Linked DNA regions of Homo sapiens: region 1 is linked to region 2. Evidence: chromatin loops called from intact Hi-C (ENCODE). Cell type or tissue: heart right ventricle. All regions are shown on one strand. Each heading gives the region's core, and the rest is flanking DNA. Links, peaks and the distances in the headings are about the cores only.

Region 1 (8,327 bases), core at 253-8,252, 150 kb before region 2:
CTGGGCAACATAGCAAGATCTCATCTCTACTTTTTTTTTGGTAGAGACAGAGTTTCCCCATGTTGTTGCCCAGGCTGATCTTGAACTTCTGAGCTCAAGTAATCTGCCTGCTACTCAGCTACTCAGGAGGCTGAGGCAGGAGAATCGCTTGAACCTGGGAGGTGGCGGTTGCAGTGAGCTGAGATTGCGCCAATGCACTCCAGCCTGAGTGACAGAGCAGGACTCCGTCTCAAAAAAAAAAAAAAAAAAAAGAGGGGGATTTTTCCTCTCAGAAGTCCCCCCTCTCTCACTAGAGAGAGAGCTGTTTTCCTTTCTCTTTCTTTCTCTTTCTCTTGCCTATTAAACCTCTGCTCCTAAACTCCTCATGTGTGTCCATATCCTAAATTTTCTTGGTGTGAGATGATGAACCCTGGGTACTTACCCAGACAACATAGTTGCTTCATATTGGGGACCTTGTCCAGGATACCAAGGTACATAATTCATTGAAACAGTGAGTAGGGGCCGTGGCCTTGCTCCCGCCGTGCGGGAAAAGAATCCAGGCCCTTCCATGCGCGTGTGGGCGCGGGGGCCCCGAAGTGCTCGTGGTTCCGCGCTAGGTCTCCGCTGGGGCAGGAACCGGAGCCATGGGTGGGACCACCAGCACCCGCCGGGTCACCTTCGAGGCGGACGAGAATGAGAACATTACCGTGGTGAAGGGCATCCGGCTTTCAGAAAATGTGATTGATCGAATGAAGGAATCCTCTCCATCTGGTTCGAAGTCTCAGCGGTATTCTGGTGCTTATGGTGCCTCAGTTTCTGATGAAGAATTGAAAAGAAGAGTAGCTGAGGAGCTGGCATTGGAGCAAGCCAAGAAAGAATCTGAAGATGAGAAACGACTAAAGCAGCCAAAGAGCTGGACCGAGAGAGGGTTGCTGCCAATGAGCAGTTAACCAGAGCCATCCTTCGGGAGAGGATATCTAGCGAGGAGGAACGCGCTAAGGCAAAGCACCTGGCTAGGCAGCTGGAAGAGAAAGACCGAGTGCTAAAGAAGCAGGATGCATTCTACAACGAACAGCTGGCTAGACTGGAGAAGAGGAACTCAGAGTTCTTCAGAGTCACCACTGAACAATATCAGAAAGCTGCTGAAGAGGTGGAAGCAAAGTTCAAGCGGTATGAGTCTCATCCAGTCTGTGCTGATCTGCAGGCCAAAATTCTTCAGTGTTACCGTGAGAACACCCACCAGACCTTCAAATGCTCCACTCTGGCCACCCAGAGTGGCCATGCTTGAGAAGGGAGGATAAAAACTTTCAGAATGAGCAAAACACCATCAACGTTAATTCCAGAGATGGAACATTGTTTTTCCTAGTGAGAAAACAACCCATTTGAAGAGAAGACCACTAATGAGAAGACCACTAAAGAGAGACACCAAGAATGGATTCAGCAGAATCATTTCACATTTTGAACAGCAGCAATTTGAAGGGCCAAAGCCTTGATCAGGGATCAGTCATTAAAGGACACTCTTCAGTATTAGCAAACCCTCTTATGATGATTAAAAGAGAAGGGCAGCCCTCTCCACATTTTGGTACTTTCTACTCAACTTCCACTGACCATAAAATGTTTCTCTTCTGAACAAGCCCCATCATTTGGTGAACCTCCACCCTAACAAAGTAGATGGGGTCGGGGGCTAAATTAATTGGAGTAGGGTGAGGAGAGAGCCACAAAACATAGATCTGGAGGCAGCAGTGCTGGGTGGAGAAAGCCAGAAAACAGATCTGGAGGCAGCAGTGCTGGATGGAATTGTCTAGGCTGTGGCATGTTGGTTTTGTCTCTCTTTCTTTTCTCCTTTGATTATATAAAAGCTATTTCATTGTAACTTATTATGGTGATTATACAGGCAAGAAGACAAAAAGGAGAGAAAATGTACCTCTTCTACTGGAATAATGTTTATGATTACAAGTGAGATAAGGTATTTTTATCAATATGAAGGCAACCTTGGCTGATATAACCTCTATAGTGAATACTCACATCTTTACTTCACTCACTATCAATAATAAATATATTTTCTGACAAAGACTGGCAAAAAAAAAAAAAAAAACAGTGAGTAGAGGAGCAGACTCCAACTCTGTCCTTTCATTTTGGGGCTCTCAGCCTCCAGTTTATTTTATTATATTTTATTTTATTTTACTTTGAGGCAGGATCTTCCTCTCTGACCCAGGCGGGAGTACAGTAGTATAATCTCGGCTCACAGCAACCTCCACCTCCCAGGTTCAAATGATTCTCCTGCCTCAGCCTCCCAAGTAGCTGGGATTACAGGCCTGCACCACCATGCTGAGCTAATTTTGTATTGTTAGTAGAGATGGGGTTTTGTCTTGTTGGCCAGGCTGGTCTTGAACTCCTGACATCAGGTGATCTGCCTGCCTCAGCCTACCAAAATGATGGGATACCAGGTGTCGGCCACACCGTGTCAGGCCTCCATTTTAGAACCAAATCAAATCACTAACAGGCATCCTTCAGCCATTTAAGAATGCGATTAGCATGGCGTGTTCTTAAAGACTTAGATGTGAGGCTTGCTGAGGAGAACACGGAGAATCCCCCAGTACCCACAGATTGCTGGGCATATTAGCCATGTTTGAACCAGCTTCCTTTCACAGAGGACTTAGCTGTCATGTGGGGCTGGAAGAGGTCCTGGAAGTAACTGAGGATTTCTGGCTGAGGCTACCCCCTGGTGTTATCCAAAGGCTTCTGGACTGACCCCAGCCTCCAACCACCCGATGGGGTGTCAGCAACAGGATCTCCAACTTTTCTGTCGTAATCTCCTCCTTTTCTGTCCATGACTGCCATGTCTCCTATCCTTTCTGTCTATGCAGACAGCACCTCCTCAAGCCTGCATATAAAATCCAGTGCATCCGCCACTGGCCAGCCTTTTCCTCTCAGAAGTCCCCTCTCTTTCACTAGAGAAGAGAGCTGTTTTCCTTTCTCTTTCTCTTACCTATTAAACTTCTGCTCCTAAACAAACAGACAAACAAAAACAAACAAACAAAAAAACCCAGGCACGGTGGCTCACACCTGTAATCCCAGCATTCTGGGAGGCGAGGCGGGCGAGCCATTTGAGGTCAGGAGTTCGAGACCAGCCTGGCCAACATGGTGAAACCCCATCTCTACTAAAAATACAAAAAAATTAGCTGAGCATGGTGGTGCATGCCTATAATCTCAGCCCTATTCGGGAGGCTGAGGCAGGAGAATCACTTGAGTCTAGGAGGCAGAGGTTGCAGTGAACCAAGATCATGCCACTGCACTCTAGCCTGGGTGACAGAGTGAGACTCCATCTCAAACAAAAAAAGAAAAATATAAAAATGAGGCCAGGCGCGGTGGCTCACGCCTGTAATCCCAGCACTTTGGGAAACCGAGGTGGGCACATCACCTGAGGTCAGGAGTTCGAGACCAGCGTGGCCAATATGGTGAAACCCCCGTCTCTATTAATAATACAAAAATTAGCTGGGCGTGGTGACATGCGCCCATAGTCCCAACTACTCGGGAGGCTGAGGCAGAAAAATCGCTTGAACCCAGGAGGCGGAGGTTGCAGTGAGCTGAGATCACGTCATTGTACTCCAGTCTGGGCAACAAGAGCAAAACTCCGTCTCAAAAAAAAGGAAAAAGAAAAAGAAAACCAGATCTAGACTAGTCCTACATTCTATGGTCAGGAAGACTGAGACCCAGAAATACATCAGTGACTTGAGTAAGATCACACCATGCAATGGGTGGGAATCTGTAGATGTGATTTGGTGAGCATTACAGGTTAAGTGCACCACACTTAGAAACAGACAGACCTGGGTCTCTGGTACTGGCTTAACCACAAAACTCTACAACTTGGATAACTTCTCTGGACCTCATATCTCTTCTGTAAAAGGAGGCGTTTACTTTGTATTTCTCTGCTGTAAAATCTCTTCTAATCCTTCACGTCCAGAGGTTCTAATTCGGTACTTTGTGTGCCCTCCTCTCACAGTGCCACCTTGTGGCTCACTATGAACCCTGCATCTTCTCTTCCTAAATTAAAATCTTTGTCATAGAGGATAGAAACCCTTGTAATAGCGGACCATTCCCTTACTGTGAGTGATCTGGCTAACAGATCCCACTCCGATCTACTTTCCATGTGTAAGATGTGGGCATCACTTCAGTGCTGACACAGCTAGAAGATGTCGCAGGGCTTTTCCTGACCACCTGTCACACTCTACATTCACAGAACCAGGACTTTGTGACAGTGCTTTGGGTGGAGCTGTATCTTAATTTTCATTTTAAAAGTCTCCTCCTGGCTGGGTGCGGTGGCTCACGCCTGTAATCCCAGCACTTCGGGAGGCCGAGGCGGGAGGATCACCTGAGGTCAGGAGTTCAAGACCAGCCTGGCCAACATGGTGAAACCCCGTCTCTACTAAAAATACAAAAATTAGCTGGGCGTGGTGGCAGGCACCTGTAATCCCAGCTACTTGGGAGGCTAAGGCAGGAAAATTGCTTGAACCTGGGAGGCGGAGGTTGCAGTGAGCTGAGATTGCACCACTGCATCCCAGCCTGGGCGACAAGAGTGAAACTCCGTCTCAAAAATAAAATAAAAGAAAATAAAAGTCTCCTCCTGCCCTGTGTCTGGTCTGTGGCATGACACTCACCTCCTTTGCCAGGCCCCAAGTTTGATTTATTTTTTCTCTTTCTCTGGACACAGCTCAGCTTATGACCAAGAGAGGAAACGGCAGGAGGAAGGCCATGAGCCTGTTAACATCAAGCTGGGGGAAGTGCCAGAAAGATTCCCAAGGTCCCTAACCTCAACAGCTCTGTGACCTTGGACAAGTTATTTAATTTTTCTTTCTTTCTTTCTTTCTTTCTTTTTTTTTTTTTTTTGAGATGGAGTCTCGCTCTGTCACCAGGCTGGAGTGCAGTGGCATGATCTCGGCTCACTGCAACCTCCACCTTCCGGGTTCAAGCAATTCTCCTGCCTCAGCCTCCCAAGTAGCTGGGACTACAGGCGCATGCCGCCACGCCCAGCTAATTTTTTGTATTTTATTAGAGACGGGGTTTCACCGTGTTGCCCACGCTGTTCTCCAACTCCTGAACTCAGGCAATCCGCCCGCCTCGGCCTCCCAAAGTGCTAGGATTACAAGCGTGAGCCACCACACCCGGCAAGTTATTTAATTTTTCTAAGCCTTAGGTTGCATCGTGGAGATAAAATTACTTGTCTCCCAGGTAGTTCTGAGAATTAGAAATACAGCTATGTGGGCCAGGTGTGGTGGCTCAAGCCTGTAATCCCAGAACTTTGGGAGGCTGAGGCAGGCGGATCACGAGGTCAGAAGTTCGAGACCAGCCTGGCTAATAGGGTGAAACCCCGTTTCTACTAAAAATACAAAAATTAGCCAGGCGTGGTGGTGTGTGCCTGTAGTCCCAGCTACTTGGGAGGCTGAGGCAGAAGAATCACTTGAACCTGGGAGGTGGAGGTTGCAGTGAGCCAAGATCACGCCACTGCACTCCAGCCTGGGTGACAGAGTGAGACTCCGTCTCAAAAAAAAAAAAAAGAAAAGAAAAAGAAAAAGAAATACAGCTATGCGTTACTTAACAACAAGGATACATTCTGAGAAATGCGTTATTAGGCGATTTCATCATGTAAACATCATAGAGTGTACTTACACAAACCTAGGTAGTATGGCCTCCTACACACCTAGGCTATATGGCACAGCCTATTGCTTCTAGGCTACAAACCTATACACCATGTTAGCGTACTGAACACCGTAGGCAATTGTAACATGATGGTAAGTATTTGTGTATCTAAACATACCCAATCATAAAAAAGGTACAATAAAAACATGGTGTTCCAATCTTATGGAACTACTGCTGTATATGTGGTCTGTAGTTGAGTAAAACATCATTATGCAGTACCTGACTGTAATATATGTAAAGTAATTAGTGCATAGTAGGTGATAAATAAATGGTAGTTGGTTATAATCACATACACCTTCTATTTACTCACCACTAATCTCTGAACTCTAGGGGATGCGGAAGAGCTAGAGAAGAGAACCTAGCTGGCTTCCACACTGGTTGCAGAGAGCAGGTCACTGGAGGCAGGATATAATGAAATGCAAATGGCAGGTCACAGCCTGTGAGTGCTGCAGGAGCACAGTGCCAGCAGAGAATAATCATTCTCACGTCTCCATAACACATCGCAGTGTTTACATTGTCCTTTAACATCTTTCTTTCTTTTTTTTTTTTTTTTTGAGATGGAGTTTCGCTCTTGTCGCCCAGGCTACAGTGCAATGGCACAGTCTCGGCTCACTGCAACCTCTGCCTCCCAGGTTCAAGCAATTCTCCTGCCTCAGCCTCCTGAGTAGCTGAAATTACAGGCATGTGCCACCACGCCCTACTAATTTTTGTGTTTTTAGTAGAGATAGGGTTTCGCCATGTTGGCCAGGCTGGTCTCGACCTCCTGACCGCAGATGATCCGTTCGCCTTGGCCTCCCAAAGTGATGGGATTCTAGGCATGAGCCACTGCGCCCGGCCAATTGTCCTTTAACATTTATAATTTTACTTATAACAACTGTGAGGTAGATATTAACGTTATCATCTCCATTTTACAATGACATGCCCAAGGTTGTATCACTAAGAAGTGGCAGAGGTGGCTTGAGCTTGGGGCATCCTCACTCAGAGGCTGCCTTCTTTTTACTCCCCAGAGAGTTTTCTAGATAACAAGTCTAGAAAGATAGGTCTTGAAGGGTGAGAGGCATCGGAGAAGCAGAGAAGGCTATTTAAGCAGTGACACTATCAAGAAACGGAAAAGGGTGGAAATTGGACCAGTGACCACCAGCAGTCCTCCAGGTAGGGAGAATGCCCTGATTCTATACCCTAAGATACACTAAGGACCTCTAGCCCAGCCTGGTTGGACAGAAGTCAGGGAGGCTTTCCTGGAGAAAGCAACATCCGAGCTGAGGCCTGAATGATGAGCAGGAGTTGGCCTGAGCTCCCAGGCAAAATAACTATCAGGAGCACATTTGGGGAACTGGAAATAGTTCAAAGAGGCAGGAGCAGAGTATGGCTAAGAATGAGGCTGTGGTCAGATGGGGCAGGGCTTTGTAACCCACATTAAGATCTTGGACTTTATCTCAGGCCACTAAGGACTCAATGCTTTGTTTACCGAGAAAATTTGAGCTTTACACCAATCACTGATTGCAATATGGAGACTGACTGGCAGGGGCCAAACTGGAGGCAGGAGGCTGGTGAGAAAGTTGGTGCAGTAACCCAGTGAAAATAGGAGGGTTGCCTGGTAGGGGGGGTGTAGCAAATATTGGGAGATATGAGCAGATTTAGGAGATAATTAAGAGGCAGAATGGAGGCCAGGCACGGTGGCTCATGCCTGTAACCCCAGCACTTTGGGAGGCAGAGGTGGGAGGACTACTTGAGCCTAGGAGTTCGAGACCAGCCTGGGCAACAGAGTGAGACCCTGTCCCAAAAACTTTTAAAAAGAGGCAGAGTGGACTGGAGTTGGTGATTAATTGAACACTGGAAGTAATGGGGAGTCGGGGAGCAGAGGTGGGAAGAAAGAAGGAGGAGGTGAGGGTATCTTCCAGTTCCTGGCTGGAGCAGCTGGTTGGGTGGCTGTATCAATCCCTGGGCTGGGGAAGATGAGGGAGAAGTCCCTGAAGAGAGGACAAAGGAGCAAGGCTTTGAGGGGTAAGACGAATTTAGCAGCTGATGGAAGCGGGAGTGTCAAATGCTCTTAGTGAAAGCAAGCTGAATTTTCCCTTTGTATTCATTCAACACATATTTGTGACTGGGGGTGGGAGCTCACACCTGTAATCCCAGCACTTTGGGAAGCTGAGGTGGGTGGATCACTTGAGGCCATGAGTTCAAGATCAGCCTGGCCAACATGGTGAAACCTCTGCCCCTACTTAAAATACAAAAATTAGTGAGGCATGGTGGCAAAAGCATGTAATCCCAGCTACTCAGGAGGCTAAAGCAGGAGAATCGCTTGAACCTGGGAGGTGGAGGTTGCAGTGAGCCGAGATCGTGCCACTGCACTGCAACCTGGGTAACAGAGCAATACTCTGTCTCAAAAACAAAAAACAAAAAACAAACAAACAAAAAAACCCACATATTTGTTAGGGGCCTACTATATGTCAGGCACCATCCCAGGCACTGAGAATACAGCAGTGAACAAAACAGACCAGGTCCTGTCCTCCTGGAGTTTACATTCTAGTGGGTGGAGACAGACAATAAGCAAAGAAATGTCTATAAATATGTCAAGGCGTGGTAGGTGCTATGAAGACAAATTAGACTGATTATGAGGCTACACATGGAGGTTGTCATTTGGATAGGGT
Region 2 (8,327 bases), core at 274-8,273:
GTGTGTGTGTGTGTGTGTGTATATATATATATTTTTTTTTTTTTTTTTTTTTTTTTTTGAGATGGAGTCTCGCTCTGTCGCCCAGGCTGGAGTGCAGTGGTGTGATCTCGGCTCACTGCAAGCTCCACCTCCTGGGTTCACACCATTCTCCTACCTCAGCCTCCCGAGGAGCTGGGACTACAGGCACCTGCCACCACGCCCGGCTAATTTTTTTGTATATTTAGTAGAGAAGGGGTTTCACCGTGTTAGCCAGGATGGTCTCGATCTCCTGACCTCATGATCCGCCCGCCTCAGCCTCCCAGAGTGCTGGGATTACAGGTGTGAGCCACCGCGCCCAGCTCTTTTATATATTTGAGACAGGACCTCGCTCTGTTGCATAGGCTGGAGTGCAGTGGCACAGTCATGGCTCACTGCAGCGTCAACCTCCCTGGGCTCAGGCAATCTTCCCACCTCAGCCCCTGGAGTAGCTAGGACTACACGTGCATACCACCATGCCTGGCTAATTTTTTTATATTTTGTCAAGATGGGGTTTCACCATGTTGCCCAGACTGGTCTGGAACTCCTGGGCTCAAGCAATCAGCCCACCTTGGCCTCTCAAAGTGCTGGGATTGCAGGCATGAGCCAGTGCACCCAGCCTATGCCGAAATGTAATCCCCAGTGTGGCCATATTGAGAGGTAGGACCTCTAAGAGGTGATTGGATCATGAAGGCTCTGCCCTCATGAATGGATTAATCTCGTGGGTTAATGGATTAATGAGTTAATTGGTGATTATAGGAGTGGGACTGAGGACTTTATAAGAAGAGGAAGGGACACTGAGGGACACCACTCAGCCCCCTCACCATGCGACGTCATGCCCTCCCACAGGAGTCTGCAGAGAGCTCCCACCAGCAAGAAGACTCCCACCAGATGTGGCCCCTCGACCTTGGACTTCCCAGCCTCCAGAACTTTAAAAATACATTCATTTCCTTTAGAAATTACCCAGTTTCAGTATTCTGTTGTAAGCAACAGAAAACAAACTAAGACAGATGTCTGAATCTGTCAGAGCAGAGAAGTCCAGGCCCCAGCACAAGCTGTCATCCTGGAAGCTATCAGACCACATGCTTCCCAGGAAAGGAAGGGAGATGCAAGGTCGTGCAAACTGCAGGAAGCCCGCTGGCCTGTCCGGGCCCTGGGGGTCTGGTGCTGCTTCTCCCCTACCTGCCTTCAAATTTACCCCACCATCCACTTCATTCCCAGCAGATCTCACTGCCTATAGGCCTCAGGTGGCCAGAGACCAGGGACCTTTCTGCTCAGGATCTGCTTCCCAAGGACTCCTACTCTTTTCTCTGATTCTCCTTTTAGGGAATCCCTGAGACGCAGGAGCACTGTGGTGACTTCTTTCCTGCTGCTGTCACAGTCACGGGGCAGAGGGCAGAGACCCTAACCTAGAAGAGGAAGGTTTTCTCCCTGATGCCCCACAATTGTGCACCCAGCATACAGGGAAGAGCCAAGGAGCCAGGGAAACACTGCCCAGCCAGCACCCAGTGGGACAGATGTGTGCCCTGGCCCCGGTGCAGACCTCACTACCATGATGGCCTGCACACCCTGCCTGCCCACCTCCTTCCCCTTGGCCTGCTGCCCCTACCCCAGGGCAGGGTCTCAGCTGAGGAGGGAGCTGTGGTCACCCCAGCACTCCTTGCCTGCTGAGTTGGGATGGGACTGTGCTTGTAGTTATTCCCACTACATTCTGGAGAACTTTCCAGGCCCTTGGGAAGCGCATAGGAGGTGCTTCTTATGCTGCAGTCCTCCATGAATGTGAGTTTATGGGAAGGCCAGGGAAACAGTGAGGCCTGGGGACAGCTCTTCAGCCATCCTCTGGCCTGAGTAAAGCCGAGTATAGCAAAGAGATACAGCCTTCCCCGACGACCAGGACAGACCCAGAGGAGCAGTAGCCACTTTCTCACCTGTAAAATGGGAATGAAGCCGGAAGCGGTGGCTCACACCTGTAATCCCAGCACATTGGGAGGCTGAGGCAGGCGTATCACCTGAGGTCAGGAGTTCGAGACCAGCCTGGCCAGCATGGTGAAACTCCGTCTCTACTAAAAATACAAAAATTAGCTGGGCGTGGTGGTGTGCACCTGTAATTCCAGCTACTCGGGAGGCTGAGGCATGAGAATCACTTGCATCCAGGAGGCAGAGGTTGCAGTGAGCCGAGATCGCACCCCTGCACTCCAGCCTGGGTGACGGAATAAGATTTTGTCTCAAGAAAAAAAAGGGGGGGGAGGAATGAGAGCTTGAAAGGAGAGAAAGAAGTAAAGCTTTTTATTCATCCTCTGCTGAGGTGCCTTTTCCAGGTTTCCAGGGGGGTGTGGATACACCCAAAGGCAGGGCAGGGGTGGGGGGGGGGGCAGCATGGGATGGGGCCCTGAGATGGCAGAATTCATCCTCAAAGGTGAGTGAGGCCTTGCTCCTTCTGGGAGCAGCAAAGCCGGACAAGCAGAGACAAGGGCTGCTTCTTGGACACAAAGAATTCCTGGAGAGCCTCAGGAATACGACTTGGGGCCTGGACACTTTGTCAAATCAAAGATTGATTGAATCAGTGAATGGCTGAATTTATGGCTGGAGATGAGCTCACTTGGAAGCAGCCCTGTGATCATGAGAAAACTTGACCCAAAAGAGGGGGAATGGCCCGGCGCGGTGACTCACGCCTGTGATCCCTGCACTTTGGGAGGCCGAGGCGGGTGAATCACTTGAGCCCAGGGGTTCAAGACCAGCTTGGGCAACATAGCGAGACCACGTCTCAAAAAACTAAACAACAACAACCAAAAAAAAAAAGAAGGAAGGAGGAGGAGAAGAAGGATAAGGAGAAGGAGGAGAAGAAGAAGGTGGGGAGGGGGTGGGGAGAAAGGGTCCCGTGAAATCCTGAAGTCAGGAAACCTGACTCCTGCGGGGCCGCAAGGGTCAAAGAATTCCCCACGTGCGGCTGAGATTTTTGCCTCAGCGCCACCTGCTGGCGGTTACTGACCCTGGCTGCAGCTAGAAGTTACCGCCTGAATGGGGAAGATTTTGCAAAGAGGAGGACCAAGCTCTAAGATGGCCTGCCTGCTCAGCAATGGCTGCTACCTGATTCATCCTGATCCTTCCAGGAGTCGGCCAAGAAAATATATCAAAGCCTGGGAAAAGGCAAGAGATTTCTGGGTGTGTTCCTTTCAGAGGAGTGCCGGGTGTTGGCTGTGACCCTCTAGTGATGATCTGATTCTTTAGGGGTGTGTGCTTGTGTGCTTTTGATTGTCTTTGATTGGCTTTATAGCTCTGTAGGGATAGAGGCAATCTGAGGAAAACAGATCACAAAGCAAATGATTCCTGCTCATAACCGTGCAAAGGAATTTTGTCCAGTAGAGAATATAAATACCCGTAAGTCAAATTCTCAGTTGAACTTATTTTAACATCTTGCTGATTCCATGTCAATTAATAAGTCAAAGAAAATCTTTGACACATGTTCATTTTAATTTGTATGGGAGTCATGATATTGCCTCTTTGAAAGTTATCCTGGAGCAGGTCCTTTGCGCATAAGAAATCTACAAAGTCTCTCACACATTTCCTCCCTTCCCTCCCACAACCGGTTCAGGTGAGACCAACAACTGCATCCTCTGGGTCCCCAGACCCAGCCTCACCCTCCAGACTGCCAGCTCCCAAGGGCAGGGGCCAAGTCTGATCCTTGCTGGAACTGCGGCGCTCTTGTAGATGCTGTTGAATGAGTCTATGGATATATTTAGATATAACTCACCTTATTACTTATTACTTATCCATTACTGGCGATGGAGCACCAATGGGAAAGGCAATGCATGCACGTGGCCGAACGCTTCTGAGCCTCAGTTTCTGCATCTGCAAAATGAGGATAACGGGTTCGGCCTACAGATGGAGAAGTCTTAAGCCAATCCTGCCTGTTTTCCATTTATCTCTTTTGGTTTCTATTCCTACCTCCTATCCCACCCCCAGGATGCTAAGAACAGGAACCAGGTCATTTCCTCTGGCTCCCCACCCTGCAAGGCCCACAGGAAGTGTTCCGTTAAGTCCTCCTACCTGGTTCATGAATGACAAGGGGAGGAGGGGTTGGTTTAAGAAGCCTGGGCGTGGAGGGAGAGGTGCCTGCTCAGCGGGAGACTCGGGCTCCAGTGCTGGAGGGAAAGGGGTACGTACAGGGAACCCCTAGGAGACAAACCGAAGGGAGAGGCTGAAGTGGCTGGACTTTAAGCAAATCTAGTGCCAAGCCCCACTCCATCCAAGCTTGAGGAGCCTACCTGCTTCTCTGGCCCTTTTTCCCCGCAAACAGCTTCCTCTGCTAAGAAGCGCCGCTGAGTCCCTCATAACTGGGATTCAGGCGCCATCTCGTGGCCATTCCTGGAACTGCCAAGGCTGAGGGGAGCCCTGACGTCCCAGGATAGAGGAAACCAGGCCAACACTTCTCCAACTTTCTGGACCTCCATCCTCCTCATCTCCATCTTCTCCTTTCCATTTATTGAGCACTGACTATGCCAGCCTCTGTGCTCAGCCCTTTACAGGCCCTTAGCACATTTATTTCTTGAATAGCCTTAAAAGGAAGTTATATTTAAGGTATGCTTATTATCATTTTACAGCTGGGCGCAGTGGCTCACACCTGTAATCCCAGCACTTTGGGAGACCCAGGCAGGCGGATCACCTGAGGTCAGTAGTTCGAGACCAGCCTGGCCAACATGGTGAAATCCCGTCTCTACTAAAAATACAAAAATTAGCCGAACGTGGTGGTGGATGCCTGTAATCCCGGCTACTCTGGAGGCTGAGGCAGGAGAATCGCTTGAACCAGGCGGCGGAGGTTGCGGTGGGCCAAGATTATGCCAGTGCTCTCCAGCATGGGCGACAGAGCGAGACTACGTCTCAAAAAAAAAATCCAGATGTGGTGGCTCACGCCTGTAATCCCAGAACTTTGGGAGGCTGAGGCAGGAGGATCACCTGTAGTCAGCAATTCAAGACCAGCCTGGTCAACATGGTGAAACCCCGTCTCTACTGAAAATACAAAAAATTAGCCGGTCATGGTGGCGGGTACCTGTAATCCAGCTACTCAGGAGGCTGAGGCAGGAGAATCACTTGAACTTGGGAGGCGGAGATGGCAGTGAGCTAAGATTGCGCCATTGCACTCCAGCCTTGGCAACAAGAGCAAGATGCTGTCTCAAAAAAAAAAAAAATTTTACAGATGAAGAAACTGAGGCACAGAGAGATGAAAGAGTTTTCCCAAAGGCACGCAGCTAGGAATTGGACCAGAATAGCTTTTCTCTGGAAAGGAGAGTGACAGTGACGCAGCTGGTCCTGCCCCTCAACAGTCATTTGGGCCTGGAGCCCTTCAGCTCTAATTCAAATATGGTTTGGGACTGGGCACAGTGGCTCACACCTGTAATCCCAGCACTTTGGGAGACCAAGGTGGGTGGATCACTTGAGGTCGGAGTTCGAGACCAGCCTGGCCAACACAATGAAACCCTGTCTCTACTAAAAATACAAAAATTAGCCGAGCGTGGTGGCGGGCGCCTGCAATCCCAGCTGCTCGGGAAGCTGAGACAGGAGAATCACTTGAACTGAACCTGAGAGGCAGAGGTTGCAGTGAGCTGAGATAGCGCTACTGTACTCTAGCCTGGGCAACAAAGCAAGACTCTGTCTCAAAAATAAATAAATAAATAAATAACGTAAAAATACAAAAAATTAGCCAGGCATGGTGGCAGACCCCTGTAATCCCAGCTCACAAGCGTGAGCCACTGCATCCGGCCAGTCTCCTGTAATTCCATCTCAGTTCCTGTTAATGCCCTTCACAGCCCCTATCACTGTTTATATGGCCTGATTTACTTAAGTGTCTGTCTCCCACCCAAGACTGTGGGCTTCCCGAGAGCAGGGACCTTGTCTGTTTTCTTCACTGCCATGTCCCCAGAGCAAAACATGGATTCCAGAATACAAAATAGGAGCTCAATAAACATCTGTGAGTAACTGATACATAGATTAATTAATGGAAGATTAACCAAAGACTTGTCCCTGCCCTGTGTCTCAAAAAAAGACACTGTCTCAAAAAAAAAAAAGCCAGAGAGGGTGCCGAGTGTGGGGAGATAACACGAGGCAGAGGCCAGGTGGAGGAAGGTCTCTTGCCCACTGGTATGCCCAAATGAGGATGTAACATGTAGTAACAAAGGGACACAATGGGAGGAACGCAGGAGCTGCTCGCCAGGCCACTGTGCGCTTGCATCTCATTACCCAGCCACACCTCCCACTGTGCACTATGAATTCATATTTTCTATAAATCCTCTAATTATCTTGTGAATAATAGCACAATTACATGGCATTGCATTGTGTGTGTGTTTTTAAAAAGTTCGTTTGTTAAACATAAACCTTTAAAATGCATGATGTTTTCCGCAGCCTTTTTATTTTTTAATTTAATAACACTGGAAGCCTTAAAATTGGAAGCAGCAGGGGCTTTTCCTTTTTTTTTTTTTTTTTTTTGAATCGGAGTTTCTCTCTTGTCACCCAGGCTCGGGTGCAACGGCGCAAACTTGGCTCACTGCAACCTCTGCCTCCCAAGGTTCAAGAAATTCTCCTGCCTCTGCTTCTGAGTAGCTGGGATTACAGGTGCCCACCACCACGCCGGGCCAATATTTGTGTTTTTAGTAGAGACGGGATTTCACCCTGTTGGCCAGGCTGGTCTCAAACTCCTGACCTCAGATGATCCACCCGCCTCGGCCTCCCAAAGTGTTGGGATTACAGGCGTGAGCCACCCATGCCCGGCCTGCAACAGGGGCTTTTCTTGACCTTCAAGAGGTTGGTCCTGGGGTAGTCTACACGCACAGTCACACTCACACAGCCACCCACCCTCACACTCACTTGCCCATGGTGCCCAGCCAGAGGGCAGAGACCTGTTCCCCTGCCACCACAGGGTGACCTTGGGCAGGTCACTGCAGCGTCTTCACTACCTGGGCTCCACCTCACTCAGCCCTTTTACACAGAACATGTTTACATGTTTTACAAAAAACATTCCCATCCTCGTGGACCTTCATTACAAAACAGTCAGAGATGTGTGTGTCCATTTTACAGACAGGTAAAATGAGGCTCTGAGAGGTGCCTGCTCAAAGCTGCTGGGGAGAGCACAGGGACTCCAGAGAAGACAAGATGGGGACGGGTGGCCTGGCATGGTGGCTCATGCCTGTAATCCCAGCACTTTAGGAGGCTGAGGCGGGCGATCACTTGAGATCAAGAGTTCGAGACCAGCCTGGCCAACATGGTGAAACCCCATCTCTACTAAAAATACACAAATTAGCCAGGTGTGGTGGTGGGCAACTGTAGTCCCATCTACTCTGGAGGCTGAGGCAAAAGAATTGTTTGAACCCAAGAGGCGGAGGTTGCAGTGAACTGAGGTCACACCACTGCACTCCAGCCTGTGTGACAGAGCAAGACTCCATCTCAAAAAAAAAAAAAAAAAAAAAGATGGGGATGAAGAGATTGAAAGGTTTAAAGGTGACCAGAGGGGCAGGAGAGTGTCAACATGAACGCTTGGGTGGGCTATGACCTTCGATAGACCTATGTTTGAATCCCAGCCCCACCATTCATTTATCTTGGGTAAATTACTGAAGCTCCCTGAGCCCCAGTTTCCAAATCTTTACAGTGGGAATAATGATAGCATCACCCCAAGATCCTCTCGTGCAGGTTCAATGAGGCAGTATGGGTGAAATAGCTGCTGTTATTTTCAGACTTACCAAGCTTGTGACCCTGGAGTGTAGGGTGAGGTGCGGTGGGGAAGAGGCCACTCAGGGTACAGCCTGCCCAGCCACAGGCTGGGGAGACTCCTGCTGTGTTGCTGCCTCTGCCTGCTAGACAGTAGTTATTTTACAATTACTATCGTCCATCCTTTCCCATCACTCCTGCTTTAGAGTTTACAGAGTGCTTTCATTCATTCATCCCTCCATTCACTCATTCAGCTTTTACAGAGTGCCTCTTATGTAAGCCAGGCATGGTGCCGGGCTTCCAGTATATCCTGGTGAACGAGGTAGGTACTGTCCTTGCACCTGGACGACTTACAGACATCCAGTAGTTAATCACACGAATAAATATGTAGTTAGAAATTGGATTGCCGGGCGCAGTGGCTCACACCTGTAATCCCAGCACTTTGGGAGGCCGAAGTGGGCAGATCACAAGGTCAGGAGATCGAGAATATCCTGGCTAACATGGTGAAACCCCATCTCTACTAAAAATACAAAAAATTAGCCAGGCGTGGTGGCAGGTGCCTATAGTCCCAGCTACTCAGGAGGCTAAGACAGGAGAATGGCGTGAACCCGGGAGGC

What was found. A loop is a pair of places that touch in the nucleus more often than their neighbours do. Peaks named below come from ENCODE experiments on the same cell type or tissue, not always from the same donor. Only the 100,000 strongest peaks of a DNase experiment are listed, where the experiment ranks them.
Region 1: a loop joins it to region 2, with 2.9 times the contacts of the local background. A loop is called at or near these places in 12 of 110 quality-filtered maps.

Annotation. Positions count from the first base shown.
Region 1 is chr1:27,193,770-27,202,096 of GRCh38, reverse strand. It overlaps the pseudogene CHCHD3P3. Among named protein-coding and RNA genes, the nearest start is that of WDTC1-DT, 36 kb to the left of the region's middle. In heart right ventricle, for the core only: CTCF peaks have their summits at 3,789 and 3,989 (motif pointing left); a DNase peak (open chromatin) is centred at 4,021.
Region 2 is chr1:27,040,755-27,049,081 of GRCh38, reverse strand. It overlaps LOC101928391 (a long non-coding RNA gene), which reads right to left. Exons shown (of 8, transcript XR_007065559.1): 4 at 4,063-4,188; 5 at 3,767-3,864. Among named protein-coding and RNA genes, the nearest start is that of TENT5B, 32 kb to the right of the region's middle. RefSeq lists enhancers at 2,278-2,778, 6,256-6,808. In heart right ventricle, for the core only: CTCF peaks have their summits at 2,791, 2,998 (motif pointing left) and 4,376 (motif pointing left); DNase peaks (open chromatin) are centred at 2,981 and 4,361; H3K4me3 peaks cover 699 bases; H3K27ac peaks cover 3,438 bases.